4 separate regions of the Mus musculus genome follow, and all the other regions are linked to region 1. Evidence: chromatin loops called from intact Hi-C (ENCODE). Cell type or tissue: heart. All regions are shown on one strand. Region 1 holds the start of Akap17b (A kinase (PRKA) anchor protein 17B). Region 2 has its middle 8.5 kb from the start of Mdrl. Region 3 holds the start of Mdrl (mitochondrial dynamic related lncRNA). Region 4 holds the start of Slc25a43 (solute carrier family 25, member 43).

Region 1 (8,000 bases):
AGAACAGGCTTTCAGTCCCAGGCCCGAGAAAAGAAGCTGCCTGGGGATGATGCTCAGTTCCTGGCAGACAGCTCTTCCATGATGAAATATGCCGCCTGCCAGCAAGCTGGGACTATGTTCATTCCACATGGATAGTGCTATGGGAAGTCGGCTGGCAAGTTCCTGATTGCACAGTGAGGCAAGAGGGTAATCTTGAATTGGAATCTGCTAGGTAGGGCTTGGTTCCCTCGGACGAGTGTCCAGAGACTCCAGGGCCACGAGAAAGGCAATGCAGAGACCCAGCTGAAGGGGTTCACTCTGTGAAGCTCAGTCTTGTGTGTGTGAGATCACCCAGGCCTTTGAGACTTGCAAGATAAGCTAAAGGTCTTGGTTTTTACTGAGATCATCAGTTTTTCAGTGCTGACCTTCCTTCCCCCAATTCAGTTGCTTTTTCAAGTAGTACAGGCTGCTGGGCATGGTAACTTACACCCTAAATCCCAACACTGAAAGTCAGAGGCAGATGGATCTCTGTGAATTCAAACCTAGCCTGGTCTACATGTCAACACCCTGTCTCAAACATAAAACAAAACAGAAATCAAATCGTATAGGCTAAAGCCTACTCATTAGGGGCAGGTTTTCTCACAAAGCTCCTAGCTTCCTTTTCCTATACAGTAGACCCAAGAATCTACTCAGTTGCATGCATTTGGTACTCCCTAGGGGTTTAGAGAGATCAAAAACAATAATTAAGTACACTCACACCTGAACAAGATCCTCAGGAAAAAAAAGAGGAAAGAGGAAAGAGACATAGGCCCAGGGACCCAGGGAAGTCACACAATTTTTACTTCTGTCATATTGTTTCTTGCTTAGAGATTATGAATATGCCAGACTGAAGATATGGCTCGGTGAGTAGAGAAAGCGTTTGCCAGGCAAGTGTGAGGACCCGAGTGACGGAGCTCCAGAGCCCACGCGATGCTGGGTGTGGCAGCACGTCAGTAATTCCAGTGCACCTGCAGTGAGATAAACCTGCAAGCTCTCAGGCTAGCTAGCCTGGCATGCCCAGGATGGAACAACAAAAAGACCAGATCTCAAACAAGGTAGAGGTGAGGACAGATAACTGAGGTTGTCCTCTGGGCTCCACACATTTACTGTGACATGTGCATATGTACACACTCAAGATAAGTAATTTCTCAGCAGGCTCAATTTATTACACCAAACCACAAATTCTCCTTAAGGCATTAAAAACAAGACCCTCCCCACCTCAGCCCCACCTAGTGGGTATCATATCTCTATGCTCATATCCCCATTCTAGTTGATCCAGACTTCTTTGAGGTCTTCCAAAGATGAAGATTCCCCTCACCAAATATGCCCTCTCATACAAACTTTACCCACCCTTCAAAGTCTACTTCATGGAACCTTTATAGTGGCAGAAAAAAAAAATCAACAACCAAAATGCGTTCAAGTAGTTCTGGTTTGAAATGCCATCAAGTAGCTAGGGGATTTTCTTGGGTCTGTCACCTGTTTAAACTGTAGAAGATCCACATGGAATATCCCTTGTCCAAAATGTTTGAGCTCACAACTATCTCTATAGAAGAAGATATCTTTTTTTTTTTTTTTTTTTTTTTTGGTTTTTGGAGACAGGGTTTCTCTGTATAGCCCTGGCTGTCCTGGAACTCACTTTGTAGACCAGGCTGGCCTTGAACTCAGAAATCCACCTGCCTATGCCTCCCAAGTGCTGGGATCAAAGGCATGCGCTACCACCACCCAGCTGATATCTTGAGGGTGAAACCCAGATAGAAACACAGAGCTCATTCATGTTTCCCATGCATGGTGTATGCATAGCCTCAAGGTAATTTTATACAATATTGTTAATGCAGCTTCTTTACAGCAGCCCAGCACATGAGGACATACGTGGACTTTTCCACCTGTGCTACTGTGACAGTATTCAAAAGGCTCCAGATTTTGCAGTGTTTTAGATTTCAGATTTTTGGATTTGAGATACTCAACCCCTAATAGTGACCAGTACTTATCTTACAGGGGGTTTCCTGTTTCTTATCTTTTATGTGTACTTAAGACAGGGTCTCATACAGCTCAACTAGCCTCCAATCTAGCCAAGAAGGACTTTAATCCTTCTGAGTCTACCTGAGTGCTGGAATAATAGTAATCATTAGCTAGCATGCCCAGTCTCTCTCTCTCTCTCTCTCTCTCTCTCTCTCTCTCTCTCTCTCTCTCTCTTTCTCTCTCTCTCTCTCTTTCTGAGTATGTGTGTGTGATTTTTTGAAGAATCACATGAGATGAGCAAATACTTAGCCCCAAAAGCATTGAATTATTATTATTATATTGTTATTATTGCCGCTACTACTACTCAATTTTCACTGGACTTCCTTAATATGTCCCAGTCCTTATACTGTCTCTTCTGAGAAATGCTCCCTATATTCCATGTAGACCATGTTGACTTCAACTGTGACCTGCCTCCAACTGCAACTAAGCTTTTAAGCTTCTTAAAAAGCCAGGAATATGTTGGAAACAACAACAACAAAAAAATCTGTAAACCTGAATGGAGATTGAATCTGAATTCTTAAAATACCACTACCAATAAAACTCTTCTCTCCACTACTCATAGTTAATGTCTTCTGAGGAAGGAAGAGTCAGCTTTTGTTAAGGGTCCTGCATGCTGCAGTGGATGGTCCCCAAGCCATGACTATCTAGGCAGCACAAATTAACTCTATGGGTTATTTTTTAAGAGAACATGGTGTTGGGAGTCTGAGAAGAATTAGGAGGGAATAATGGGGTAAATATGATTAAAAGACTTCATATGCATGTATGAAATTCTCAAAGGATTAATAAAATACTATTTCACCGGGCAGTGGTGGCACACACCTTTAATCCCAGCACTTTGGAGTCAGAGGCAGGCAGATTTCTGAGTTCAAGGCCAGCCTGGTCTACAAAGTGAGTTCAGGACAGCCAGGGCTACACAGAGAAACCCTGTCTGGAAAAAACAAAAAACAAACAAAGCAAATAACAGAAAAATAAAATATTATTTCTTTAAAAGGATTCTATAATTATAATTAAAGTAAGATTTCTTTTCCATTCTGAAAAAAAAAAAAAAAACATAAGTTCCTTTCTCTGACAAAGGCAGGGGTGCATGCTGGGAAAATAAAAGGCATAGCTAGCCTTAACAGCAGAGAGCTTCTTCTCTCTCTCTCTCTCTCTCTCTCATGTGTGTACACACACACAATACACACACACCATCAACAAGCCTCACCATTTCTTCTGATGACACATGGATCCAGTAAACTTGGGTCTGTTGCCTGAATATGATATAAAAAAATAGACCAATGAGCCACACTTTTCTTGTGTGATATTTGGTTAAGAATAAATGGGAGACCTCGAGTCCACCTACTGCAGAAGATGGTTTCTGCATGCCCTACCCTCTACCTTATACTTCCTCTTCAAGTCAGCCCCAGCCGTCCTCTGATGGGTATAGCAGCTGGTATTCCCTGGGCACCAGTGCCTGGAGGCTCATTCCACTTTTCCATGTGCTTTACAAGAACTGAAGTAAAAAACACTTTCATGGAAGTTACCCCATGCTTCAAGTTACTCCATCCTTTTGAGAGGATACACTCCCCACACAGGAATAAAAAATAGAACACAGAAATATGCGGCTACCAGCCCGGCGTGGTGGGGCATGCCTTTGATCCCAGCACTCAAAAGGCAGAGGCAGCTGGATTTCTGAGTTCGAGGCCAGCCTGGTCTACAAAGTGAGTTCCAGGACAGCCAGGGCTATACAGAGAAACCCTGTCTCCAAAAACCAAAAAGAAAAAAAAAAAAAAGAAAAAGAAAAAAAAAAGAAAGAAATGTGTGGCTACCAGAATCTCACATGCTTTAAAAAAAATTTTCTTTTAAAAAACTGAATTTGAGAGATCCCCACTACATTTTCAGAATTGAAAAGGCATCCCTATCAATTATACTTCACAATCTTACAGTATTTCAACAGTATGAGGTTTCAAAGGTAGATCTGAGACAGGAAGAACATCAGGTAAAATGGGTACCATCTTTGAAACCCTGTGGGAAATAAAAAGACCCAGGTAGTCCCCATACTGCAATTCAGAGTTCCAGGGTTCCAATCAACACATGTTTAGAGTTAGTGACATTCAAAAGTGCTCAGGTAGTGACTGGTTTCATAAGCAGGTGATAAATGTAAAAATGGTACTAGTCCCAGTGACCAACATGCTCAGAGACAGCAGTATCCAAGACATGAGGCTCCCCAACTTGCTTTCTTCCCTGATACTTCTGCCCATCTACTCAAAGCTCAAGACTATGCATTCCAAAGGCTTAGAGGTTTACCCTGCTTTCTTGGGTCAAATTAGAAGCAGTTTAATTCCATCCACGGTAGGAACCTCACAAGGCCCTTGGTGGTCATCAGTGGGCAGAGGCAACGGACCCTGGGTAGTGGTTAACTGGAATGAATGTCACTGAAGCAGATTGAGAACCAGAGCCCTTGGCTTTTGCATACAGCAGGGAGGAGGGCATCCTTCAGCTTTCCTAAGCAATCTAGTACACCCTAAGGAAAAGCTTCCAGTGACCTCAGCTGCAGCAGCGGCCACAGCGCCCCCTAGTGCGGCACCAAGACCCAAGAGAGCAGCCGAATGGATCCAAGGGGGAAAGCCTAGGGGCATCTCTAGAAAACCTGGTTTCCACCTAGAGCAGGCCTGGCTACCTGGGTTCTCTCCAAAACCCCTCCCAAGTCCTCACTCAGGGTCCAACGCGGCCCTGCCTCCCAGGCACCCAAGACTCCGGTAGGCCAGGGCGGCCGGCCAACCGGGACGCAGAAGGACGCAGCCGCCTGGTCGATTCTCAGAAAGGGGGGGGGGGGTGTTATCGGGAGCCTCAGCAGCCGCTGTACCTTCACGCTTAGCTCCGCTGGGGTAGCGGAACCGCTACCGCTCCTGCCGCCGCCTCCCTCCAGCCGCCGCAGTGTCAAGGATCAACCCTCCTGGTCGCTCTCTTCCACCGCCGCGGGCGAGGCCAGCTGTTGAATGGCTCAGGTCGCGACACAGAGTCGTCCTCGCCGCATCCGAGAAGGCGACGCAGGCGCGCGCGCTCGTGCCAACGCCCCGAGCGCCCCTCGCCCCGCTGCAGGCCCCGTGAGCTTCCAGGTGGCTGCCTCCTGATTCCTGGCTGGGGGCTACAGGGTGCAGGTTTGCACGCCTGCCTGCTCCAATCCCTTGGTGGGCTCCAGCGGACCAATTGACTCCCCTCGAGAGCTCCGCCCCCTTCGCTGCCATCCCTTGACTTGCCGGCAGAACCAATGGCAACCACCGACTAGACCCGCCCCTAGGATTTCCCCAGGGCCAATCGCCTTCTCCCGAGCAAGCATTAAAGTAACCCCGCCCCTCCTGTACAGCCAAGCAAGGGCCAAAGTTAATTCCATTGCAAGGTTCTAACTAGCTCAAGGTTTTGTCCAGTTTACTCACCGCCCACCCCACTGCCTAATTATGTGATTTAGAGACTGCAGACACCACCAACACCCACCCACTACACACACACACACACACACACACACACACACACACACACACACACACACACACACACAGAGAGAGAGAGAGAGAGAGAGAGAGAGAGAGAGAGACAGAGAGAGAGAGAGAGAGAGAGAGAGAGAGAGAGAGAGAGAGAACAGTGCTACAGGCCTTTAATCCCAGCACAGACAGAGGCAGGCGGATCTATGAGTTCAAGGCCAGCCTGGTCTACAGAGTGAGTTCCAGGACAACCAGGGCTACACAGAGAAACCCTGTCTCGATAAAGAACAAGCACAAGAAAAGAAAGAGAGCCAAGACTGGGGGAGGGGGATGCAAGCATGAGGACCCAGCTCAGATCTGTAGCAAGGGTGTAAAAGTTGGAATGTGGTAGGGTGAGTTTGCAATTCCCATTGCAAAGGGAATGGGAATTAGGCCAGAGGTGGTGATACTGTGTGGCTTTCTGGACCTTGCTGGTCAGCCAGGCTAGCTAGGCAATTGGTGAGTTTCAGGTTCAGTGAGAGACCCCGTCTCACAAAATAAGGAACAAAGCAATCAAGAAGACACCCGATGTTGACCTGTAGCCTCCACACACTTGTGGACACATACACATTTTTTACAAGAGAAAAAAACATCACGGAGAGACTTACCCACCGTCATAGCTGAGAACTAGCCACTCTCTTGACCAGATCTTCCCCATCAAGAAGTCAGCAAGAACCTAGGAGAACACTCACTGGTTGTGGGTTTATTTTCTTCTTGTCCAGTATCCAGTACAGGAGCTTAGACCCTGTATGCTGGGAAACTTCCAGGAACCAGGCACCAAGACTCCCTGACTCTGCGATGGTCACTTTGGTCTCTGGCCTTCTAGCCTGAGGATAAGCAAAGGTAGCCTTGCCTCTCCTTCTCCATGGTTTTCTAACAATTTAAAGACCATTCTCCTGGCCCACTGTTCCAGGCTCTGATGTTCAAAGACACAAATTGAGGGTCTTCTCTGAATGTAAGCCAATTGCCTTAAATCTTTTGAAAACAGACACCAGGAACTAAGTGTCCCTTCCAACCCTTGCCCAGATGACATTTCTTTGAGTTCATCAACATGGAATTCACTTTCTCAGATGACAAATCACAAAGTTGACACTTAAGAGATTTACTGTCAACTCCTTCCCTGGGGAGGTTCTCACAGCAGCAGCTGTCACAGGGCTGGTTTTGCTTGATTACCTGGTGTGGAGGTTAATGTTAATTTCATTCACTTCCGTCAAGACCCCTGCTGCTCACTCTGGCCTAAATAAATCATCCCTCCTGCTTGATTATCCGACTCTCATCCTCTTTACACAATTGCCACAGAGCCCCCTGGGCGACTTCTGGCTGGGAAAAGTTCTCAACACTGAGTGTTGCCCTTGTCCATTTCACAGCGGAAGCTACAACTCTGGTTCTAAAATACAATAGGGTCCCCATACTGCATCCCCACTTAAAGGCCCATCACAGCTGCTAATGTTTTCCCACTACCCTCTTGCCTCCAGTGCTCTTAGAATAAAGCCCCAACCCACTGCACTGCTTGTAAAACCCTTTGTAATCTGGAATCTGGTCTCACCTGTCCAGCCTCATTCCTAGCTATTCTACTGCCATCTCAGAACACTTTACACTTTTTTAAAAATGGATCTTGGTTTTGGTGGTGGTGGTGGTGGTTTTTTGTTTTGGTTTGGTTTGGTTTCCCCACCACCACCACCACCCCCCAGAAGGGGTTTCTCTGTTTAGTCCTGGCTGTAAAGGAACTCACTCTGTAGACCAGGCTGGCCTCGAACTCAGAAATTTGCCTGCCTCTGCCTCCCGAGTGCTAGGATTAAAGGCATGCACCACGACCGGCTCTCAGAGCACTTTATACTTCTAATATAAATTCCTATTGTTTCCCCAGTGAGCTATGTTATCTTGCATGCCTATTATACAAAGTCTAGAATAAGTTGATCCTTATCAACCTCTGCCTGACCTACAAATCATAGATGTATCTTTTTTATGCACTGTGCAAATATGTGCAGATATGTAATTATGTGAGATGTGCTCTCATTATGTGTCAAATCTCTGGGATAAAAAGTGTGTATGATTAAAATAATGTATAAGATCTAGAGTTGAATATCCCATAGCTTAGGCATAATACACTTTTGTGCATTGATTTTCCTGTAAAATACACACAAATACAAATGCGTAGGAGTGGGTTCCTCTGTCAGGAGCTCCTGAGTAGGGTGTAAGTAATAACCCTGATTCCTTAGCACTGGAAAACAAACATCAAGGTTGCTAAATGTTTTTGGTTTGCTGGGGCCTGGATTAAACTCATGGCTTCACACATGCCCAGGAAACACTTAAATACACCCAGGGGCGGCGGGGAGGGGAGAGCCCCCAGCAGCTAACTGTAAAGATTGTTTTAGACTTCAGATATGACCAAATGAATGAAGGGTTGGGAAAAAGTAACCGCCTTTTCTTTCTCCCCTATTGAGTATCACTGGGTGATTATTA
Region 2 (8,000 bases), 160 kb after region 1:
AAAAAAAAAAAAAATTAAATAACTTTTAAAAAGACTTTTCAGTAAGTAGCCTTACTGTAGATATGAAGGTCAGGGGGTAACAAGCACTTGAGCATATGGGTGAAAGCATCCTGTTTGCCAATTAGACAATTGGCCATAGAAATTATAATCCTACTTCAGCTCCATGTCTTTCTTGAGTCATGTCACATTCCATCTGTCTTTCCATCAGGAAAATTGGAAAGCAATTTTGTGCTTGCATGCATACGTGTGTGTGTGTGTGTGTGTGTGTGTGTGTGTGTGTGTGTGAAGGTAAATTTTATATTAGTAGATCAAATGATTGATTAGTTGGTTGGTTGGGACAAGGTCTTGCTAAGTACTCCAGGCTAATTCCGAACTGGCAATCTTTGTGATTCTCCTATCTCAGCCTTTCGAGTACTGGGTGGAATATAGGCATATCCCAGCATATTCAGCTTATTTCTTAAGTGGGGCTACAGTTCTTTCCAGAGTTTCTAGAACCAGACAGATTGAAGAGAATGTGCTTCTCGTGATGAAATAATTGCTACAACTACATACCAGGGATTCCTCTCAAGCTACAAAGATCAAGGCCCATTATTTTGACCTCTCCCATGTCAGGTATTGCACTAAGCACAGTTTACATGAATTCAGCTCACTGACCCTGCTACGTAGGTGGAATTATTTGCTCCATTTCACAGTTGATAAAACTGAGTTGTAGCAAGGTAAAGGAATGTGCTCAGCACTATCTGGCTTATCAGAAGAATTCTAGGAGAACTTCAAGGTGACCTGTCAGCCATGAGCCATAAAACTTATTGCAAAGTGAAGCCTGCAAGGCGTGATGGTAGGCCTGTAATTCTTGAATTTAAGAGACTGGTGGATCTTGAGTTCAAGGCCAGTCTAGGCTACCTATGGTGAGCCTGTCAAAATAAAATAACAATGAAAGCCACCAGATAGTTTTAGTATCCACCAACAAAGTCCTTTGGACAGATACCAAAAAGAAATTTGCATTATAAAAAGCACTGCTTACAGAGACCACTCTCAGCACGTGGGTGGTTTTCTATTTTAGCCAAAGTTAGGAATCATCAGTGCACAAAATACTCAAACCTAAAGCTCTGAATTTAAGCTTTATTTTATTCAAATTTTTTCAGCTCTTCCAAAATTGGCTTGCCTTTAAAAATTATTTCTTTGTGTGTGTGTGTGTGTGTGTGTGTGTGAGAGAGAGAGTGAGAGAGAGCAAGTCCCCAGGCTGGAACACACCCCCTGAGCCCTAGGCTTGCCTTTTAAATGAAGGGTCTAAGCCTATGCTGGTAAGGACCTCTTGCGGGATAGCAGCCTGCGGCTAGGGTGATTAACCTACTGGGTGAGGCCCCAGTTAACAAATACAAACCCAGGAGCAAATGACATTGGGAGCCCTTCACTTTTAGCCAGGGTGGCACTCAAAAAAAAAAATGTGGAGGCTTCGACTTTGGACTATTTGCTCTTGATTGTAGCTCTTCTTTTTTGAAACATGTATTTCTTTATCTTGTATGTGGGATGCCCGAATGCCACTGTGTACCCGCAGAAAGCAGGGAACAACTTGTAGGAGTCAGTCAGCAAGTATCCACAGAGCCATCTCATCAGCACCAGACTTTACCTTGGATGGAGAGATAGTACGTACTTAACCCTCTGTTCTGTGACTTGTGCACATGCTATGGGCCCATGCACAGGTCTTTAAGTTCGGCTCAAACCACACCTCCTCTCCAACTTGCCTATACTCCGCTAGCCACTAGAGTACTCCATTTCTGTCAGCTCCATAAGGGCAGGGATTTTATGTGTTTTCATTCACAGCTGTGTCCTCAGTGCCTGGGCAGAACAGTACATAGCAAGTAATAGATACTTAAGAAACATTTGTTCAGCTAATTATTTTAATTGTTTCATTGTATGGCAACTGAGTATCTCCTTGTTTGTCTCCATTAGGTGTTCTGTCTTGTTTTTCTTTATATTCCTAACACTGTACCCATATAGTAGATGTGAGCTTAGATGGATACAATAGGAGTTTGGTCAGAGGCACCGTTTCTTTTGCTTTGTTACATTTTGCAAGAGGCAAAATGAGAGGCTCATCTGAGAGGCAGGGGCATGAAACACTCCCCTCCCCGTACCTTGTGGACTCCAGATGACTCCACTTCAAATGCTTTTACCACTCTTTGAACATATGCTGGCCACTCCTTCATGAACTTCTAACACAGGGCCCTCCATATAGTACTTGATGGGCATCTGGCTGTGCTGGCTACAGTAATGAACACTGGCTATCACACAAGATGATTCAAGCCACTCCAAGAGGAGAGGAGCAATCACATTATTGGAGCACCTGAGGACACTGTCATTAGAGCTGTACCAACTGCACTTCCATGTGACTAACTAGGGCTTATTAGACCTGGCATGCCCCTAGGCCTGAGCCTAAAGTGCCCTACTCTTGAGCCCATTCAAAGAAGGCAGATGAAAACTTAAGAGGCTCCGACTGGCTTAAAAAGCCAGTGCACTCTGTTTCTCTTGTATGCTCTTTGCCATTTCTTCAGCTTTTGCTGTAGGGTGGACCTTCCTCTAATTGAATGTGGCTTCTCCTATTTAATTCCCCCCACAAAAAGTCTTAAAATACAGGTGCTGTAATCACCATTTCCCAGATTGGGAAACTGAGGCAGCCAGTAAGAAATAAATAAATATATATCCCTTGAACCACCTGCCCAGGGATGTCACCACCCACATTGGGCTAGGTCCTTCCACATCAATCATTAATTTTAAAAATGCCCCACAGGAGGCTGGGCAAGACACTCAACTCTCAGCACTTCCGTTTGTTCTCTTATAAAATGGCCTGGGAAACGCCACCTGTCTAGCGCTGTGGTGAGGATTAAAAGAGTTAGTATTTTACCCGAAGCCTGGTTAAAAACAAAACAAAAGAAAAACAAAACAAACAAACAAAACCCGAAGTGCTTCAGTGTCTGTTCGGTAGCCACCCATCTGTCTTTTTCAGATGGCGGGCCTTTGCCTGGGAAAGTTGGCCCGGCGCTTTCTGTATGGTGGCAGACACAATCGCCGTTCGGAGGGTGGCGAGGAGTTGAAGGAAACGCCCCTGCTCGCCACGCCTAAAACCAAGGACAAATAGGGGAGAAGGCTGGGAAAAGGCTGGGAACGCCCCGAGCGGAAATCGCAAATGCGATGGGCGTAATGGGGGCTGGAAGGCGCCTTGTGTCCGACTGGACAAAAGGGAAGCAGAGGAAGCGGCTGCGGCACAGCGTGGTGCACCCGTAGAAGCGCCGGCAGCGGAGTACCCGTCACTTCCGTCTCCCTTTGGCCACCCGGCCGATTTCTAGCCGCCCTTCCTGAAATTACCTACAGAGGGCGCGCTTTTTCACGCAGCCGGTTCACCACACAGGCTGCCTGCCAATGATTGCAGTCCGCCCCACCTCCTCCAAGAAGCCTTCCCAACACCGCTCCAGCCTATTCGCTTGCTGGCTTGAACCCTCAGAAACGTCATCAGCAGTACATAATATAGAATTTGGGCATGTGCTGGCTGGTCGGCTAAGTGTGTGGGATGTGTTAGGCAAGTCTTAGCTCCTTGACAATAGCATACCTAGTATTTCCTTCAATGGCATATGTTCAAAAAAATGTTTGACGGGCCTCGACTTGCTGTAGAAGTTCCTGAAGGAGACTTTCAGGGTCCCAATGACATAACGCCTTGAGATAGATGATAAGACTCTTCACTGACTAGATGGGGTCAGTGTAACCCACGTCAGAGCACAGTGGCTTGTGCAAAGCAAAGCCATGTGCCCGGGGGTGGGGGGGTGGGGGTGGTGGCATTCATTGATTTAAAAAAAGGAAAAAAGATTTCTCAGCCCCAGCTTTAACGTAGAACCCCTGATAAACATGACTCTTGTCCTCTGGAAGACAGCCCAGGGAAAATGACAACAGCACAAGATGGAGTCTCATGCACACTAAGTTGTGTGACCCGGGGCACATCATGTCCCTTCTCTGAACCTCATCTTCTGCCTCTGTATCTTCGAGTCTGTCATGGGAGGGGGTGCTGATCAAAGAACACAGTAGTCAGATCATTCTTTCACTCACCTGATGAGAATATATTCAGGAAATCATTTGAATTGTAATTTTTAAGTTGAAAGATGAAATAGAAACGGCTTTTGTGACAATCATGACTAAAACAGCCCTTTCTTTGTTAACTGGAAGAGCATCTACAAAGGTTTGCCACCTTTGGTTTGCCACTGTTGAAATCCATGAGAAACACTCAGTAAATGCTGCCTGGGTCTAAACAAAAGATCCATATATAGATGGGAGAGTTATGGATACAGAATACCAAATGTGTGCTAAATGCATTATTCTGACTCTTGAGTTCCCCAGGGAATTGTTCGATGACTTCAGAGAGGAGAAGGATGATTGTGGCCAGGGGTCAAGAGAGACCCCACCATGGAGGCAAGATTTGAGGTGGGCCCTGGTAATTTTGGCACAGGACCATGAAGAAGATAGTGGGAGAACTGAAGGCACAACAGGGGTTAGGGTGCAGAGGCGGGATGGTACAAAGGGAAATCACAAGTGCCACTAGACACAATCTCTAATTGTGTAAAAGACTGCCCTGCGTGGGCTCTCAGTATCTGTTTCTGTAATCAAGGAAAAGGGGAGGAAGGAAAGGAAGAAGGGAGGAGCATGTTATTTAGCTAATTGAAACCTAAACTTCCTACAAATGGGAGGAGTTGGGACAAATAGACCAGCAGAAACTGGAGGAACAGAGCTGTGGGAGCAAAAAATAGCCTCTCCCATGAGGTTAGATGCTCTAAAAGGGGAGACCAGAGACACGCCTGGTTTGTTCATCCCTATAATTTTAGCATAAAGAACAGTGACCAGCACCAGAGACAGGGAGAAGAAGGTAGAAGGCAGGGCTATTTGGTAAAAAGGTTAATGGAACAAAGACAAGAGGGTAGTGGGGGTGAATATGATTGAAATACATTACACTATGTATGAAAATTTCATAATGAAATCTGTTACTATGTATATAATTCATATGTGCTAATAATTTAAAAAAATTTTTTTGTTGTTTTTTAAAGACAGGGTTTCTCTGTGTAGCCCTGGCTGTCCTGGAACTCCCTCTGTAGACCAGGCTGGCAGCCTCCCAAGTGCTGGGATTAAAGGCATGCGCCACCACTGCCCGGCCACTAATAATAATAATAATAATAATAAAAAGACCAACCAGTAGCCAGCACACAGAGAAAGTTCCAGAAAAATTATCTGATGGAGGGAGTGTGGTAATGGTGGAAAAGGCAAAGAGTGTGGAGGGTTTAAGTCCTCATTCTTATTCATTGCCTGGGTGCCCTCCAGCAAGCTGCTTAGTGTCTCTAAGACTCATTTTCCTCTCTAAGACAGTAGACACCAGTTTTAGTTTGATTTCTCTCTCTCTGTATCTCTCTCTCTCTTAAAAGATTTGTTTATTTATGTATTTAATGTATATGAGCGCACTGTAGCTGTACAGATGGTCGTGAGCCTTCCTGTCGTTGTTGGGAATTGAATTTTGAGGACCTTCACTAGCTCCAGTTAAACGCCCCCCTCTCGCTCCAGTTGGCCCCACTCGCTCAGTCCCTGCTTGGTCTAGCCCAAAGACTTATATATTATTATACATAAGTACACTTGTAGCTGTTTCCAGACACCACAGAAGATGGCATCAGATCTCATTATGGATGGTTGTGAGCCACCATGTGGTTGCTGGGATTTGAACTCAGGACCTTCGGAAGAGCAGTCAGTGCTCTTACCTGCTGCTGAGCCATCTCACCAGCCCCTAGTTTGCTTTCTCTTGCTGTGTTAAAGACCATGATTAAAAACAGCTAGAGAGGAAAATGTTTATTTGGCTCATACATCCCTTTCACAGGCCATCTCTGAGGGCACCCAACGCAGAAACTCAAGCGTGACAGGAACCTGGAGGCAGAAATCTAAGCCCTGAGTATGAAGAAATGTTGCTTGTTGGCTTGCTCTCCATGGCTCTCTCTCAGCTTATTTTTTCATACAACACAGGCCCACCAGTCTAGGGGTGGGACTGTCCATAGAGGGCTGAGCCCTCCTGCCATCAATCAAGAAAACGTCCCCACCAACTTGCCCACAGGCCAATTTGCTGTGGGCATTTTCTCGATGGAGGTTCCTACTTTCCAGATGACTCCAGCTTATGTGAGTCAACAAAAACAACAAACACAACAAAAACACAAAAAGCACAACAGCCATTGTGATCACACCTTTTTTACTGGGGCACATTCCTGCGCAGTGCTTTGTACACAGCAGGCAGCCAGATAGTATGTATTTATTGTCTGACAGGTAGGTTGGGACTTGTAGGCAGTGCAAGCTTGACATGGAAGTAGAGAATCAGATGACGAACATGTGTATCTTATCATAAGAAATGGAAGTCCAGGGATAAGGTTGGTCCGACAGTCAGGGTATTTGCTCTAGGCTGAGATGGTGGCCATAGGATTAGCAAGAAAGGGATGGCAGGAAAGAGGGAATCTTTCCTCTCTTGTTTGGTTGGTTTTGTGTTTTTAAGACCATGACTGAAAATTAGGAAAGGGGCCAGAATGCTACCAGCACCTGCCAAGTGTGGTGTTGCACCAGAGTCAAGTGTTGAGTGCCAGCTACAACACCCTCGTCATGGACTAAAGAAACCGGAGACATTTGTAAGGTACTCCTGATCAGTGGGGGCAGAATGGCCAATCCCCAGGCTGCACTGCACGATTGTCAGCAAAGATGCTGGGTAATGTCAGACACTGCAGATATTTCCTCTCCCTTTCCTTAAAGAGTCAGGAAAGCATCGTCCACAAGGGGGCAGGTGATGGCTGGCCAAATCCAGTCTTAGCAGCAATTCATTTTTTTTGTTTTGTTTTGTTTTGTTTTGTTTTTAATGTTGAAATGTTCCTGAATATATTTTTCGATGATGTTTAAAAGACAATCTTCTCCCAGAAAGACTTGCTCTCTGAACAAGCACAAAAATGGATATTGAAGGCATCCTTCTCCCTGCACTATTAAAAGGGATGTAGATCACCGAGGCATTCAAATTGAGATGTGGTGATGAGCACTGGGGAAGCCCTGGCTGGGGTATGAGACCTGGATTATCAATGCATTATTAGTCTTCCTCCTGTCCATAGCACATGGCTGACCTGCTGTCTGCATCCCCTTAATAAGGCTAGAAGAGGTGGGGGGATGTTCAACAGAATCCAGGCTAAATTATTGTAGAAATACAGAAGAAATGGACTTTTGGGTTTCTCTGTGCAACCCTGGAACTCACCCTACAGACCAGGCTTGAACTCAAACTCACAGAGATCCATCTGCCTCAGCCTCCCCACTGCTGGGGTTAAAGGCATGCACCACCATTGCCTTTGAGAGTTAAGAGCACGGTTCTAGGTCCACAGTGATCTGAGTTCCACTGCCTGGGGCACACTGCTTAGCCTCCTGAGCCACAGTTTCTCATCAGTGAAATGGGGAAAGTAAAACCAGTGGTCACTTCAGAGGGTGCCTGGGAATTTTCAGTGAAACCATGCAGAAATGAGATCATGCCTGCCACACAGTCAGCACTTAGGACATGCTGGTGGGATTTTTGTTCCTGTTGGCAGTTATAATAAAGAAATGTGGTCCTGCCGAATAAGCCGAATGTAGAACAATTGGAAGGTACAAATGGCAGACGAGTAGGGGTTACCCAGAGATGGTGAAAGTGGAGGAGCAGAAGTTGGGAAAGCAGAAAAAGAGGAGTGTTCCAGGCAGAGGGAAAGCGGGGATGCTCAAAGGATGACAAGAGACTACTGGGCTGGCCCTGGTGACTATACTCTGTCAAGGACAGAGTCTGCTGTCATGGGGGTGAGCAGATTACCTGGCCAGCCAAGCCTAACACGGAACCAGCCAGGTTTTGCCGGGAGATTGTGTTGCTACTGTTCTCAACAATAAGGCGTCAGTGAAGGGATTGGAAAGAAAGAATGACTCTCCTCCTCTCTAGGCAC
Region 3 (8,000 bases), 180 kb after region 1:
CAGGAAGAGAAACTGTCAATTCAGTCTATACCCTGTCTCCTCCCTTGCCAACACCCCAATACCATAACAATGCTTTTGGGAAGCTGAGGCAGAAGGACTCCCACTTGCTTAAGGTCAGCTTCGACTACATTGTGAGGTTTTTTTTTTTTTTTTTTTTTTTTGGTTTTTCGAGACAAGGTTTCTCTGTATATCCCTGGCTGTCCTGGAACTCACTCTGTAGACCAGGCTGGCCTCGAACTCAGAAATCCGCCTGCCTCTGCCTCCCGAGTGCTGGGATCAAAGGCGTGCGCCACCACGCCCGGCTCTACATTGTGAGTTTTAAACAAGCTGGGGATACAGTAAGTGCTTATTTAGGAATAAAAAGAAAGAAAAGGTAAGTTAAGATAGAAGAAAGGAAGACAGGAAGGAGGGAACGAAATAAACAAAACATCTAGCTTTCTTACATATTTACATAAGCATCTCTCCCTCATTTTCATTTATTTATTTGTGCGTGAAGCTGGGTATTAACATTTCGTCTAGGCTCTGCCCCACAGTTACCTGGCTGTTGCCAGGTATGCCTGACTCACTATAAAAGGGGCTGCTTGCTCCCTCCTCACTATCGTACCCTCCCTTCTCTGCCCCTTCTCTCCCCATTCCTCTCCCTGTCTCTCTCCACGTGTTCATGGCCGGCCTCTACTCCTCTTCCCCCCACCCCCCCTCTGTCTCTACTCCCTTCCCATGCCCTAAATAAACTCTATTCCATACTATACTCGTCATGTGATTGGTCCCTCAGTGGGGGAAGGGATGCCTCAGCATGGGCCCCCGCAGAGGCACCCTCTTCCCCAGCACCATACCGCGCCTCTACCAAACATCCCTGGCTTCCTTTTCTTTTTTTATAAAACACAACACTAGGAATCACTTATTCCTGCACGGGCAACATGTATAACCCTACAGTGCCAAAGTCCCAACGCATAACTGACTTGCAGGTACCAGGTCATCACTCTCCCTCCCAAGCTGGTACCCAACCTCTCACAGGCCATCTGTGTTACCTCCACATTCTGACAGCCCCTCCCTCCTCATTCCCCTTGGAGGCCATCCATGCATAAACAAACATGCAGCATTTTAGACCCGATGAAATCATCCTTACTCACGTTTATATTCAGGGCGACTAGCAGAGTGCAGAACCTATGTGTGCCTTTGAAACAGTCACTTGATTGACTAACCACAAAGGTGACCTAACTGTCTTGGAGAAGTGTCTGCATTCAGGGCTCAGGTTCAGTCAGGATTTCCCAAGACTAAAATTCACAGAATAAAATAAAACCACTCTGTCCTTGCTTAATATAAACAATTCATTCTCTTTCGGGATAGCGCTCAGAGTGCCCAGATGCGCGTGTTCTCTTCCCTACTCTGTACAGAGTATTAAGGCAGAGCTTAGGCCTGGCTCTTCCGTAGTTGATGATTCCCTAAGAGGACGGATGAAGAGACTGGGGTAACTCTCACCCACAGGGACTCCTTCCGCACAGTTGGAAATTAAAGCGCAGGAGTTTAGCCAGTGCTGTTATCTCAGGTTTCCTCAGCCCCTCCCAGGGCTAGCTTTCCCAGACAGCACTGCCTCCCCTTCTCGCTGCCCTCCTCCCCTCCCCCACCTTTCTCACTCCCCACCTCACCCCGCCCCCACACTACTATGGCAAGGCGGAAGGGCTGGCTTTCTGCACTTGATCCCTAGTAAAGAGCCCAAGGAAGAAAGGAGAAGGGAGGAGAGGCAGCTGCCTCTCAGCCTGCCCTATTCTGACTGGCTGATCAGCTCAAGGAGGCAGCAGAGCAGAATGGTATAGAAAAGAGACCAGAGTCGCCCCAGGCAGGAATTCTGACTCTACCGCTTACAAATGGTGTGCTGTAGGGCACGCCGCTTTGTTTCTTTGTGTTTCCATTTCTTTGACTGTAAAGCGTGGAGGACTGACAGCTGGACCCTTTTTAAAGAACCAAGCTAGGAACGCAATGAATGAGTCAAAAGACTGGGAAGCCTTTAAGAGTGCCCGGCATATAGTAAATGCAATATGTGTTGTTTTGTAAAGTGTAATCGTTTTATTAATTCTTTGAGACTCAGCCCCTAACTACTCACAGATTTACCTCCCACCTCGTTCCTACCTTCTTTCTTTCTCTCTCTCTCTCTTTTTTTTTTCAAGACAAGTGTTTCTCTGTGTAACAGCCCTGGCTATCCTGGAACTCGTTTTGTGGACTAGGCGCACCTCGAACTCAGAGAGATCTGATTGCCTCTGCCCCACAAGTGTGCCACTATATCCTATTAATTTTTAATACAATATTTGAATGATCTCAATATATAAAATGCAGTTTGATCACAATCACTCCCACTGCCTAATAATTCCTCCTGGATCCATCCCCACTGCCCCAGCCCCTGCCCACTTTCATGTTTTCCCTTTTTAAAAGGGACAAAAACAAAAAAAATTAAAAAAAAAAACCCACTGAGTTCAATTTGTATTGCCCATATACGAATGTGTGTGGGTTTTTTTTTTTTGTGTTTTTTTGTTTGTTTGTTTGGTTGGTTGGTTCTTGTTGCTTTTTCAGAGGCAGTGTCACATAATCCAGTTTGGCTTCAAACTTACTATAGAGCTGGAGATAACCTTGAACCTCTGATCCTTCCAGTTCCACCTCCCGAGGGTTGGACTGCAAGGCACTATTCCTGCTTTCTCTCTCTCTCTCTCTCTCTCCTCTCAACCATCTGTAATGAGATTTGATGCCCTCTTCTGTGGTTTCTGAAAACAGCTACAGTGTACTTATGTATAATAAATAAATCTTTTTTAAAAACATAATTATAGCCGGGCAGTGGTGGCGCATGCCTTTAATCCCAGCACTTGGGAGGAAGAGGCAGGCAAATTTCTGAGTTCGAGGCCAGCCTGATCTACAGAGTGAGTTCCAGGACAGCCAGGGCTACACAGAGAAACCCTGTCTTGAAAAAACAACAACAACAACAACAAAAAACATAATTATATTTTAAAAAAGACTGGTCCAGACTACATAGTGAGACTCTTGTCTCAAACAAAAAATATTAACGAGACTGGAAGTGATGGTGCATCCCCTTAAACCCAGCGTTTAAGAAGCAGAGATAGGTGGCTCTTTGTGGGTTTCTGGCCAGCCTGGTCTACATAGCAAGTTGCAGGCTAGCTAGGGCTATATCGTGAGATTTTTGTCTCAAAAGATTAATTCATGAAAATCCATTGTTTCAAAAAGGGTTCGGTGGTAAAACATATAAGCATGCATGAGTCCCCAAGGTTCCATTTTTAGCACTAGAAAGCAAAACGAAACAAACAAAATGATAAAATTTGTACTTTGCTACCGTTTTCCTTGGGCTGTTCTTACAGCCTGACTAAGCCCTTGGGGAGCTGAGAAAAACCCTCGGAGAGTTTCTCCAGTGGTGCCTTCAGGGAAGAGTTGTTCTGGCAGCTGAGCTGGGCTAAAAGCTCAGCATCCCCAAAGATGTATGTGCTGCTATGGCAGCAGGCCTGGGGAGACCTGGGAGGAGGGAGAAGCCACAAGACTGCCCAGCAAGACATCAACCCAGCATCCATTAGAACTCTTTCAGCCAGAATGGCACTGTGCAACGGGGACCCCAGAGGTTCCCTGTGCTCTTCAAATGTGGGGCTGCATTGCCACCCTGACCCCTCCTAGGCCTCTTATTTCTGCATCAGCCTTATATAGAGTATGCCTTCCAAGTGGCACAGCCTCAGAAGGGCATCCACAGTCAGCTCCTCTAGGTTAGGTGGCAGAGGGGTGAGTCTTTGAGAGAAACCAGAGACTATCAACTAGGAAGGCTTCAGAGCTTCTAGAGGGGTCCTTGACAGCCTTCCATTTCCCTTAGAGGTGCCCCCCAAACATACTGATGACCCTGATAGCACACAAGCACATTCCTTTGGCTTCAAGCTCAATCAGGGCTGGACCCAGCTGTACAGCAAGCAATTCAAGGGCATCTCACCTCTCACCCAGCTCAGATCTTGCCTACACAGGGTTTATTTTACTGTGGTTCTAGAGAAATGGCGGGGGGTGGGGGGGTGGGGGGTGGGTGGAGAGATAGTCCTAACAATCAGTATACACACGTGGACTCAGCAAACGTTTGTGGAGTGCCTGTTAAGAACAAAGTCCCATACCACATACTGAGGAAGGGGGAAGAGAATACAAGGATGAGTCAACTGTATCAGGGCCCTTTTGGACTTTGTCCTCTGACAGTGAAGTGCTCTCTAGCAATTCCTCTACCCCCCCTCTCTCTATGTGTAAGATGGCACATAAAGTAAAAAGTTGAGTTCAGTTCCCAGATCCCAGAATAAGAAAACTGATTCCTGAAAGTTATCTTCTGGCCTCTACATGCACACAGCGGCACTAGTGTATATGCACTCATGATGTGCATAAATCACACACACACACACACACACACACACACACATACACACACACACACAGAGAGAGAGAGAGAGAGAGAGAGAGAGAGAGAGAGAGAGAGAGAGAGAGACTTTAGGAGATGTCCCTTATACTATTTTAAATCATTCAATGTTGTATAAATTTAAACATACATGTGTATGTATGCACACACATCCATGCGCAACATCCACTGAGCACATACACTAAACTGGGTACTCCTAAGTGCTGTGGATACATACAAGAAAAGAGAGAGAGAGAAAATTTTAGCCCAATGAGAGGCAGAGAACTAGGAAGGCAATTGTGTATAGTACCACAGGGATGGCAAGCGAGGGAGAATGATTAATTGACAGGCGGGGATTGTCCTTAAGAGCCCAGAGCCTCTACCGCTGTAGAACATGGCTGCTGTGTGAGTGAATGGCGCCCCCTAGAGTTTCACACTGCAATTTATGCCCCACTCCCCAGGCTGGAAGATGAGCAAAACCTGGGAGGCACTGGAGAACCAAAGGTGGTCCAAACTGGCTGGAGTAACTACAGATGGAGTGTGGAAGCTGGAAACACATCATTATTTTGTAATGATGAAAGACAGGACTGGACAAGAACTGGTTCATTAGAAGCTAAGTCCAGGAAGGGATCAATGAAAAGCAAGATAGCTGCCCGATTTTAAAGGAATTCCTGCAAATTGCTTACTCTGTGCCAAGGGAGGAATGTAGTGAACAGTAGAGAAATTGTGCACTATTTTTTTAAAAAAAACAGCTTTATTTTTATTTTAAAGTATGTATGTATTTATGTACCATCTGACTGTGGGTTTGTGCATGTGAGTGTTGGTGGCCACAGAGGCCAAAGGTGTACCTGGAACTGGAGTTACTTAAACACAGTTGTAAGCCACCCACTGTAGGTACTGAGAACTGAAGCTGGCTCCTCTACAGGAGCAGTGCACACTTTTTCTTTCTTTTTCTTTTTTAACTGTGTGGCCATCTCTTCAGCCCCTACTACTCTTAAGTAGTGGTCAAAACTGACATCATTAGCTAGGCACGGTGGCTCACACCTGCAATTTCAACACTTTGGAGGCGGAGAAGAGGATTGCCTTGAGTTCAAGGTCAGCCTGAGTCACATACAGAGTGAGATCTGCTCTCAGGAAGAAGAAAAAAGAAACATTGGTATTACTGATGAAACAGATATAAAACAAATAAACATCAAACAAAGATGCACTGTTCCAACGTAGTCAGAAAGAGCCATGAGCTCAAAATGTTAGTGGGAGAGGAAACTATAATATTCAAAAGGAATTTTCTTTTTTAAAATAAAAGACCAAATATATGGATGCTGTCAATAGTTCTACATTAAGGAAAGTTAAAAAGAACAACTAAATTCAGTCTGACCCCAGCACGGGTCCTGTAATTGGAGGGGAAGTGTTCTAAAGAACACACTTGTATCAACTGAAGAAACTGCAATAAAGGCACTAAAGTAAAATAGTGTATGAGTTACATTTATGAAATTGATACTTACAGAACATTGGCTATGTAGAAGGAAATTTTTATTTTTCTGTTGTTTGTTTTGGTTTTTCAAGTCAGGGTGTCTCCGTGTAGTCCTGGCTGTCCTGGAACTCACTCTGTAGACCAGGCTGTCCCTGAACTCAGAGATCTGCCTGCCTCTACCTCTCAAGTGGTGGAATGAAAGGTGTGCGCCACCACCCAGCATTGGGTGTGTATGTGTTTGTGTGTAGTTTATATAAATATAACACACATTCATCAAACACATATACATTCCTATGTAAGTGTGTATGTTTGTGGGTTTAAATTTCTATCCCCACATCAGCAAAGTGTAAACGGAACATGTAAATTCACATGGCAAAGAAAATGTGTCTAAATATTAACAGCAAATGACTGTGGAAGAGATTATGAAGTGTTTCTTTTTTTAAAGACTTATTTATTATTATATGTAAGTACACTGTCCCTGTCTTCAGACACACCAGAAGAGGGCATCAGATCTCATTACGGATGGCTGTGAGCCACCATATGGTTGCTGGGATTTGAACTCAGGGCCCCTGGAAGAGCAGTCAGTGCTCTTACCCTCTGAGCCATCTCTCCAGCCCCCTATGAGGTGTTTCTTATGCTGTTTTAAGTCTTGCAATGGTTTGGAAGTTTGAATTTATTCATAAATACAAGATTTTAACAGTATGGCCAGACATAGGCTACAGAGAATCTGTAAATGGAGGGAATGGAGTAAAATGAAAATAACCTGGACATCATGGCAGACACAGGCAGACCTCTATGAGTTTGTGGCCGGCTTGGTATACAGAGTGAGCTCCCGGTTGGCCAGGGCTACACAGTGAGACTAGGTCTTTAAAAGGAAAAAAGAAAAGAAAAACTGAACTGGAGAAAAAGAAAGGAAAACAGCGGGGAGATCCTGGGGCTTTTTGCACACCATGGTCAGAATCTGAACTGAGGGTATAATCTGTAGTTCAAGGGAAGGGCGTCAGAGGATGAGCGAGGTCAGAGCAAATACATAGAGCATCACTGCCTGGGGCAGAGGGTGCATATTAATCACTCTCCAAACGCCTGTAGTGTTTGAGAAATATCATACTGGAGGACGTATAAATATCAGGAATGCACAATGGTTCCTTTCCAAAATATGTGCAAGAGAAGCACCACAGAAAACGAGTTGGGATAAAGTTCTGGGGACATTTGTGACAGCTGTGATAGGGCTGAGGCATTGCCAGAGTTTGAAGGGACAGGTGGAGGCCACAACTACAGTGAGCCCTCCTAGAAGCCTGGAAGGATTTGTAAGGTTTGAAATGCTTTCCCACAAAGTTAAATCATCAGATCTTTTTAAAAAAAGATTTATTTATTTATTTATTTATTTATTTATTTATTATATGTAAGTACACTGTAGCTGTCTTCTGGAGTGTAGACGCCCCAGAAGAGGGAGACAGGGGCTGGTGAGATGGCTCAGTGGGTAAGAGCACCCGACTGCTCTTCCGAAGGTCCAAAGTTCAAATCCCAGCAACCACATGGTGGCTCACAACCATCTGTAATGAGATCTGACACCCTCTTCTGGAGTGTCTGAAAACAGCTACAGTGTACTTACATATAGTAAAAATAAATAAATCTTAAAAAAAAAAAAGAGGGAGACAGATCTCATTATAGATAGTTGTGAGCCACCATGTGGTTGCTGGGATTTGAACTCAGGACCTTCGGAAGAGCAGTCAGTGCTCTTAACCACTGAGCCATCTCACAAGCCCAATCATTAGATCCTTTAAATATAGATTGATTTTATACTTATGTGCATGTTTGTATGTGTTTGTATGTCTATGCCACAGGTGTTCAGATGCCCGATGCACCCGACATGGGAATCAAACAGACCTTCTGATAGAACAGCATGCACTCTTAACCACTGAGCCATCTCTCTAGCCCCACAAGTACTTTTAATTTTGTTTTTAATTTTATTTTAAGCCAAGTGGTGGTGGTACACACCTTTAATCCCAACACTTGGGAGCAGAAGCAGGTAGTTCTCTGAGTTTGAAGCCAGTCTGATTTATAGAGTGAGTTCCAGGACAGCCAGGATTACACAGAGAAACAGTCACCCACACATGC
Region 4 (8,000 bases), 100 kb after region 1:
GCTTTGAGCACAATACCTCAGTTTCACATGCTGTACACTCCCCGAGATATGCGGGGCTCAAGGATCACTGGAGAGTTTTCTTTTCTCTTCTTTAAGTAGGTACCCCAAAAAAGGCAAATAAAGTTAGAGTCTACACATCGCAATTCAAACGCCAGACGTCATCGGGAATTGACTTAAGTCTCAAGTTGACATACTCACCAGAAGAGTGTTTGCTTAGCATGTGTGAGACCCTGGGCTCCATGCCCAGGACATGACAAGTATCACATACCCAGTGCTTAACAGATGAGCAAGACTTGGGCTCGGGAAAATGTGAGCACATCTCGTGAGCCCATTATCATGAAAACACAGAAGGTATCAAATACATACTTTACTGCTAGTCATTTTACTGCTCAATGTTAACTTCAGAAGAAAAAAAAATACCAAAAACGCATTTGAGGTTAAAATAGACTTCATTATCTTTCTTGGCCTAGAACTTCCTAGACTTAAATTGGTTCCGTGCCTGGCTCATTTGAACATCTTACTTGTGCAAAAAAACAAACAAACAAACAAACAAACAAAAAAGGCAGAGAATACAGTTCCAAGAAGGTATATTTGAAATTCCCATACAAGCTGCCTTGAAACAAAATCAAACTGAACTAGGGACATAGCTCAATGGTAGAGCACTTGCCTAGTGTGCTCAATGCTCAACTCCACATCTCCAAAGGAAAATGGTTTTGTGTTTTGAGTTGATTCAATTGAACCAACCCTCTGTACAACCCGACAGGCATCAGCAGCTGCACTCCCAGGGCGATGTTTTCCTGACAGAGCTTTAAGGCCGGCCCAGTTGTGCTAACAAAAGTGCTTAGGGCAGAGTGGTACCTGAAGGTTTCCTTACCACGGTCCAAAATTCCAATTCATGCCTTTGAAAATCCTACATCTATCGCTTCTCGGCCTTTTGGCTAAGATCAAGTGTACAAAATCCTACATCTGCAGAGTTATAAAGTTACATGCTGCCACTTTCCACAGCTAGAAAATTCCCTTACCGCTAGACACAGTAACTCACAGGACAAGACAAATAAGCCTATTCCCCAGCTGCCAAGAGCAGAGCAAGGCTTCCCTAATGCAAATAAGTGCTCCCAGCGGAAACCCTGCCCCGCCCAGTGCTTAACTGATGTGCAAGACTAGCTGCGGAAAATAAGAGCCCATCTTGTCAGCACCTTATCAAGAAAAAGCAGAAGGCATCAAATACGTGCTTTGCTGCTAGTTGCTTTAATGTTCCGTGTATCTGCCTAGAAAAAGAAAATACTCAGGTTGAAATAGACCTTGTCTTTCTTAGCCTAGAGCTTCCAAGGTTTAAAATGGTTCCTGTTTTAAAAATGGCTTCTTTGTCTCTGTGTTGGGAACACTCAAAAATCCTCTTTTGGATTATTTTGAAATCTACAATAAATTATTGCAAATGTTTAAAGTGATGGGTATGCTAATTACCTTGATTTGTTCACTCTATATTGTATCTATGTAACAGAAGCCCCAAGGATTAGAATTTCCCCCTGGGAAAATCTATGCTGGGGTGAAGATAAGCCACTCACAGGAGCCCTGGTACCAGAGGATAAACTGGTCTCTCACGAGTAAAGACTTGTCTCTCTGGCTTCTAATAGCTTGGACTCAGTGTTAAATTTACATATGCATTATTTCCAGCCTGTTGCTTCACCTTTTATAAATCATAACACTAACATGGGCAAAGCAGAGAGGATTCAGAATTTTTGTCTGCTCAGTTCTGGCCAAAATAAAATAAACCCTTCACTTATTTTGGTGCATATGTGTGCAAAGAGGGGAAGGGTGGAGACCGAGCTTGTACATGCCTGTACATACAGAGGCCAGAGGTTAAGATCAAGTGTCTACCTTGATCATTATCTCCACTCTTTTTCAATGGATTGGTTTTACTTATTTATTCTAAATTTAAAATTAGCATGCACAGTAGTTGGTTTCATTCTGTCATTTTCTCTTTCCAGTCTTCTCCCCCATCCCTCTGACACTGCCAGCTTAATTTCTGAGGCAAGTTCTCTTACCAAACCTGGAGTTCACTATTTCAGAAAGACATGGACCACTGTGCCCAACTATTACATGGATGCTAGAGGTCCTCTTGCTTGCCTATCAAGCACATTACCTACTGAGCCATCTCCCCCATTTTTTCAGTAGTGAGATGAGCCACCAAGAACCTGAAATTGCTGGGACATGTGTTCTGATATCATATTGTATCCCATGAAAATGTACAATTAGTGTGTGCCAGATTGGATGGATGTGCTTAGCTTGAAAAGGTTCCATTAGCAACATGAGAATCAATATAGAAAATAAGATGCAAATTTGGGATGTCTTATGCTAACAGTGCGTTTGCTAGCTGTCTCTTTCCTTGTAATTATCATTGTTGAGCCCTTTAAAAAAAACAGAAATAAAATTGGAAAGTTGTTAATATTTTTAAATCCTTCTTAGATTCTGGCAAAGCCACAGTTATCACCTTTTTACCTATATTGTCCTAACCCTTACCTAACAGAATCACTGAATGTATGTACTACTGCCACTATGCAATCCTTGGGTGTGGCCCTTATTAGGTCTAACATTGACCTACATAGGAACCCCGATTCTGCGAGGTAGTGAACACTCAGGCTTGAGCAAGTGTCTCCGTGTCTTAGTTTCCTCTTCTCTACGGCAGCAGCTAGTCATACCCTCATAAGCACCACATACAGACTGGTTACTTCTTCCAGCCACTATTCATTTCATCTTTATAAATTAAATTTTCATTTATTAAATTTTCATTTAATCCTCGAAAGTACCATCTTCATAGTACAGGTGAAGCAACTGGGACACAAAGTGAGCAATCGACTTCCCTACCCTCCTATGACATGTCATCTGCAGAGCTAAGGATTCTAAGGCAGGTAAGGTTCCAAAGCCTTAAGCACACCTATAGTCTCTGAAAAGGAGGCTCTAACAAGTTGTCTACTAGGTAGCAGCAGGTTGTTATTCAAGGTCTGTCTTTTCTGCACTCTGGATTTAAAATAAAAGAAGCCTATGGAAGAGAAGATAGACAGGCGAAGGGGGATGACATAGAATGTGAAAAGGGACCCAGAAGAAGCAAAGTACCTAAGGGAATACCTAAGAAAAACGTGATGCTGGCTAGGCCCAGAAAGAACAGGAAATGGAAGCCTCGGTCTTGCCTATTGCATTGCAAACACACACTAACTGAGCATGCCTCAGATACCTGAGAGAGTCGCCTTTGATCCCACCCTATCCCTGAGGCGCTGCTCGGGTGTGAGCCTGACTTCCCCAGTTCATCTCCCAAGTCCGCCCCACGCCGGGCGGGGCCTGGCCGGACTGCTCTAACTGCCCCCGCGAGCCCAGGGCACCAGCCACGAGGTGGCCGGCACGGGCCTGGGTCAGGATGGCTACGTGGAGACGGGATGGCCGGTTAACCGGCAGCCAGCGGCTCCTGTGTGCGGGGCTGGCCGGGGCGTTCAGCCTCAGCCTCACCGCGCCCCTGGAGCTTGCCACTGTGCTGGCCCAAGTCGGCAAGGTGCAAAGCCACTCCCTGGGGCTGTGGGCCACCGGACGCCGGGTGTGGCTGTCCGAGGGGCCAAGGGCCCTGTGGAAAGGGAATGGCGTGGCCTGCCTGCGCCTCTTCCCCTGCAGCATGGTACAGCTGGCCGCCTACCGAAAGTAAGAGCCCGGTGGGAGGGGTCGGGAGATCGGACTGGAATGGCAAAGCTGCCACCCTGATGAATCCTAAGAAGTCTCAGTTTCCCTTCCTCTGTAAAACCGGATGGGAGTCGGGTGGGGGTGGAGGCTGGCCTTGGGAGGGGGCTACAAGGCCATATGTGTGGCCCCTAGGGTACAGTAGCAGTTTTTCACATGCTCTTGAGATTCTTGCCCTGTGAACTGCAGTTTTGTGACCTCTTGAGTCTTTCTGGGAGGAGGCAGAATTAGCAAATGATATCTGGGGGTAAAGAAACAAAAAGGCTTCCCATGGCGATAAGGTCTATCCATTCCCAACGTCTAGTAACTTGAAAATGTTTGCTTTTCTGGCTTAGGAGAGAACGCTCTCTTTTTTTTGTTTGTTTTTTTTGTTTGTTTGTTTGTTTGTTTCTTGAGACAGGGTTTCTCTGTATAGCTCTGGCTATCCTGAAACTCACTCTGTAGACCAGGCTGGCCTCGAACTCAGAAATCCGCCTGCCTCTGCCTCCGGAGTGCTGGGATTAAAGGCGTGCGCCACCACGCCCGGCAGGAGAGAACACTCTTGATGGTGTGTAAAAAGTGAGACCAGTGTCCTAAGGAGTAAGTGGGTAGTACAGGAAGAAGGACCAGTCTCTTGCCTCAAAAAGAGTTCTGTCCACCATCCCCATCTCCAATCTCAGCCTAACTTGGCTTTAGGATCCAACAGGGTCTGCAGCATCCTTTCTCCAGCAGGGACTTGTCTCCTCAGCCTAATGTTTCCCCCACTCCCAGCTGCCATCCTGCGGCGGCGGTTTCTCACCTTCTCCCACATCAACCACTGCTGCGAGAATAAGAGCTAAAGATGCAAGGGAGTGACCTTAAAAAGAGCTCAAGGATGTTTGCATGGGAGCTAGAAAGGAAGCCTAAAAAAGGAAGTCAGTGATGACGGCTCTGAGGGGAGGGTCTGTTTCCCTATTGGGGACGATGGTCTGTAAGTTCCTCATTCGCTAGGCACAGGGCCAGCTCTAAAGACTGGCCTTAGCTCTGAATTAGACATGCAGCCTACAGGCAGGAGGTGGTCAAGACACTTTTTGTTTTGTTTTTACTTTGTTCCCAGGGCTGGAAGTAAAACCCCAGGCCTTGGAGCAGCTAGTGATGTGCTTTATTTCTTTTTTTTTTTTGGGGGGGGGGGGCGGGTTGAGACAGGGTTTCTCTGTGTAGCCCTGGCTGTCCTGGAACTCACTCTGTAGACCAGGCTGGCCTCGAACTCAGAAATCCTCCTGCCTGCCTCTGCCTCCCCAGTGCTGGGATTAAAGGCATGCGCCACCACGCCCAGCATAGTGTGCTTTATTTCCCACCATATATTCCCATCCCAGTAAACACAGTCCAGCCTTGGGAGAGTCAAGCGCTTAGTTGAAAGACCAGGGCTGGGAGGCTTGCCCGGCAATTGATGCTCTGAATGGAACCATCCTTACCTGTATAGTGTTCCCCAGTCAGCATTGTGTGTGGCTTCTGCTGTTTTCCCCCAGCAACATCTGGCCTGCAGTCTTGACTTTTTTTTTTTTTTTTTTTTTTTTTTTTTTTTTTGATTGGTTGGGTTTTCGAGACAGGGTTTCTCTGTATAGTCCTGGCTGTCCTGGAACTCACTCTGTAGATCAGGCTGGCCTCGAACTCTGAAACCCACCTGCCTCTGCCTCCCGACTGCTGGGATTAAAGGTGTGTGCCACCATGCCCAGCCAGTCTTGACTTTTAATGATTCAATTTTCCCTATTTCCCTCTCTTCTCCACAAAGTGGTAGGGAAATCTTCCCTTGGATAAAAGAGAATGTGTATGAAGGAGCAGGGGGAGGGAACAGATTTGCAAAGTCTGATTCTAATGGCATGGCTTTTCTTTTAACCATCTTTTTTAAAAAGAGAGAGAGAGATTTATTTATTATTTTATGTGAGTTCACTGTTGCTGCTTCAGACACACCTAAAGAGGGCATCAGATCCCATTACAGATGGTTGTGAGCCACCATGTGGTTGCTTGGAATTGAACTCAGGTCCTCTGGAAGAGCAGTCAGTGCTCTTAACCACTGAGCCATCTATCCAGCCCCCCTTTTAACCATCTTATATATTTACATCATTTGGCTTTCACAACTTCTGGGTCCTGCCTAGAACAATCATAGGACACAGGACAGGAAGCACTATGTCCGTATCTACTGATAGAGAACTGAGCTCACACTGGGACGCCTCAAATCAGTGACAGTATTACCACTTGGCCTTCTGATTCCAAACCTTGTACAGTTTGTAACACATCATGCCATCTTCCCTTCTGCATTCACTTGACATTAGTTAGGACACAGAAGTAACCACCATGGACATGAAGTTGGAGAAAATGCAAGAACGAAAGAAGTCGTGGTAGTGCACACCTTTAGCACGTGGGAGGCAGAGGCAGGCGGATTTCTGAGTTCCAGGACAGCCAGGGCTACACAGAGAAACCCTGTCTCAAAAAAAAAAAAAAAGAAAGAAAGAAAGAAAGAAGTATGGACCCCTACACAGTTTATAACATACTAGGTTTTGTTTCATTTTGTTTGTTTAAAAAAAAAAAAAGACCAGTATGTCTCTATCCACACACATAAAGGTAGTGTGTGATTGTTATGAATCAAATGCTATGGAAACGGACACCAGGTGAGGGATGAGATTATGGGAAGGCTTCACAGAGGAGAAGAAAATATCTGAGTTTGGCCTTGGGGGATTAAGTAGGAGTCTGATAGGCAAAGATGAGGCGTTGCAGGGAATGTCAGCACAGGCAAAGAAGAGGAAAGGCGTGCAGCACAGCCAGCTGGAAAAGCAGGTTGGAATAAGATCCTGAAAATCAGACTTGGTATGCGAGGATGGCGGTGGGAAATATTTATGCAAGGTGGGGGGAGTGCCGGGGTTTAAAAAATCAAGGGCGGAGGGTGATTGTCTCATGGTGGTAGGGTAGGATGGGAAAGGAGAAAGACTGTGGGTGGTAGCAGTAGCTAGAAGCCTGCCGCACCATGCAGCAGCTGCGAGGATCTAGGATAAGTTGGTGACAGAAGAGCAAAGAATCACATAGACTGGGTTTGCTGACTTGATTTCTTGACAGATGGTTTTCTTTCTGAAAACTGAAGAGAAACCATTCCAGGGAAAGACGAGGTATAGTAAGAAAGGTTGATTAGTCGTGAAGGCATCTGCCCTACATAAAGATGACAATCATGGGTAATCAGTATATCCATTCATTTGTCCTCTGTCCTGACCACGAAGTTGCAAAACAGGTGACTGGGAATCACAGCACACTGTCTGATTGGAACAAAACATGCAGCGTAATCAGTGACTGGAGTGGATGAAAAAAAAAATTTGTCTATAATTACAATGACTGAGCTCAAGCTTAAAAACAGATCCTGTGGCTCCTTAGTCCAGGGCTCTGCCTACTACCACACAGCTAAAATCTCTGCTTGATTGGATGGACAATGAAAGGAGATGGCTGGTTAGTAGTGGGTGCTATGCTTCCGTCACAAGCAAAGAAGAGCTGATACAATGGGTGGCTTTCTAATGCATCAAAAAGAAGGCCCTCCTCCAACTTTATTGCACAACTGCTCGTTTGTCTGAATATGCCTTGGTTTGGGTCCCTGCAGTTATGAATTGCTCAGAGCCACCACCATATCCTTATTACATAAACCAGTCATGAGCTTGGGTTGGGCTATGTTGGCTGCTAGCTTGTGTTAGCAATTACAAGTACTGATCACATATATCCAGGGGTGTGTGTAGAATCTGAGCTAGCTGACAGGAAGGGGTTCCTGCAGATCACTAGTGCATTCAGCCTCCCTGGAGAAAAAAAAAGCATCTGTGCCCCAGATACAGGCAAGAATTTTAAGATATAGGAACCATAGTGATGCCATTGGTAGCCTAACGAGGTTATCTATCTCGACTGTTTATTTTAATGTGTATGAGTGTTTGCCTGCATGTACTTATGTGTACATTCCTAGTACCCACGGAGGTCAGAATAGTGCACCAGGTCCCCTGAAACTGGAGTTACAGATGATTGTGAATTGCCATGTGGGTGGTAGGAAGCAAACCTTGGTCCTCTGGAAGAGCAGATAGTGCTCTTAACCACTGAGCCATCCATCTCTCCAGCCCCTTGACTTTGCTATTCTAAGGGAAGATTGGTGGTTAAGAGGCTAGGAAGAAAGAACTTCCTTCAATTCTTTCTTTTCATTTTCTACATTTGATAAGACCACTTCATATAACAAGCCAACATAATAAGATAGTTCAAGGACTTTAGTAAGCCAAGGGCCTGTTTCCCCCTAGATGCCT

What was found. Peaks named below come from ENCODE experiments on the same cell type or tissue, not always from the same donor. Only the 100,000 strongest peaks of a DNase experiment are listed, where the experiment ranks them.
Region 2: a loop joins it to region 1, with 1.8 times the contacts of the local background. A loop is called at or near these places in 5 of 42 quality-filtered maps.
Region 3: a loop joins it to region 1, with 2.6 times the contacts of the local background. A loop is called at or near these places in 5 of 42 quality-filtered maps.
Region 4: it touches region 1 in a loop (3-fold over the local background); 12 of 42 quality-filtered maps call a loop at or near these places.

What each region holds. Positions count from the first base shown.
Region 1 is chrX:36,640,168-36,648,167 of GRCm38, forward strand. It overlaps Akap17b (A kinase (PRKA) anchor protein 17B), which reads right to left and starts at 5,247. Exons shown (of 7, transcript NM_001081956.1): 1 at 4,883-5,247. In heart, a CTCF peak has its summit at 4,602 (motif pointing left); DNase peaks (open chromatin) are centred at 4,614 and 5,284; H3K4me3 peaks cover 1,137 bases; H3K27ac peaks cover 843 bases.
Region 2 is chrX:36,804,747-36,812,746 of GRCm38, forward strand. No RefSeq gene overlaps it. Among named protein-coding and RNA genes, the nearest start is that of Mdrl, 8.5 kb to the right of the region's middle. In heart, CTCF peaks have their summits at 3,365 and 6,832 (motif pointing right); a DNase peak (open chromatin) is centred at 3,135; H3K4me3 peaks cover 1,378 bases; H3K27ac peaks cover 1,430 bases.
Region 3 is chrX:36,815,596-36,823,595 of GRCm38, forward strand. It overlaps Mdrl (mitochondrial dynamic related lncRNA), which reads right to left and starts at 1,605. Exons shown (of 2, transcript NR_131979.1): 1 at 1,131-1,605. In heart, a CTCF peak has its summit at 4,838 (motif pointing left); no DNase peak of the experiment used is centred here; H3K4me3 peaks cover 1,477 bases; H3K27ac peaks cover 1,425 bases.
Region 4 is chrX:36,740,332-36,748,331 of GRCm38, forward strand. It overlaps Slc25a43 (solute carrier family 25, member 43), which reads left to right and starts at 3,301. Exons shown (of 5, transcript NM_001085497.2): 1 at 3,301-3,687. The coding sequence starts at 3,413. In heart, a CTCF peak has its summit at 4,734; a DNase peak (open chromatin) is centred at 4,680; H3K4me3 peaks cover 876 bases; H3K27ac peaks cover 845 bases.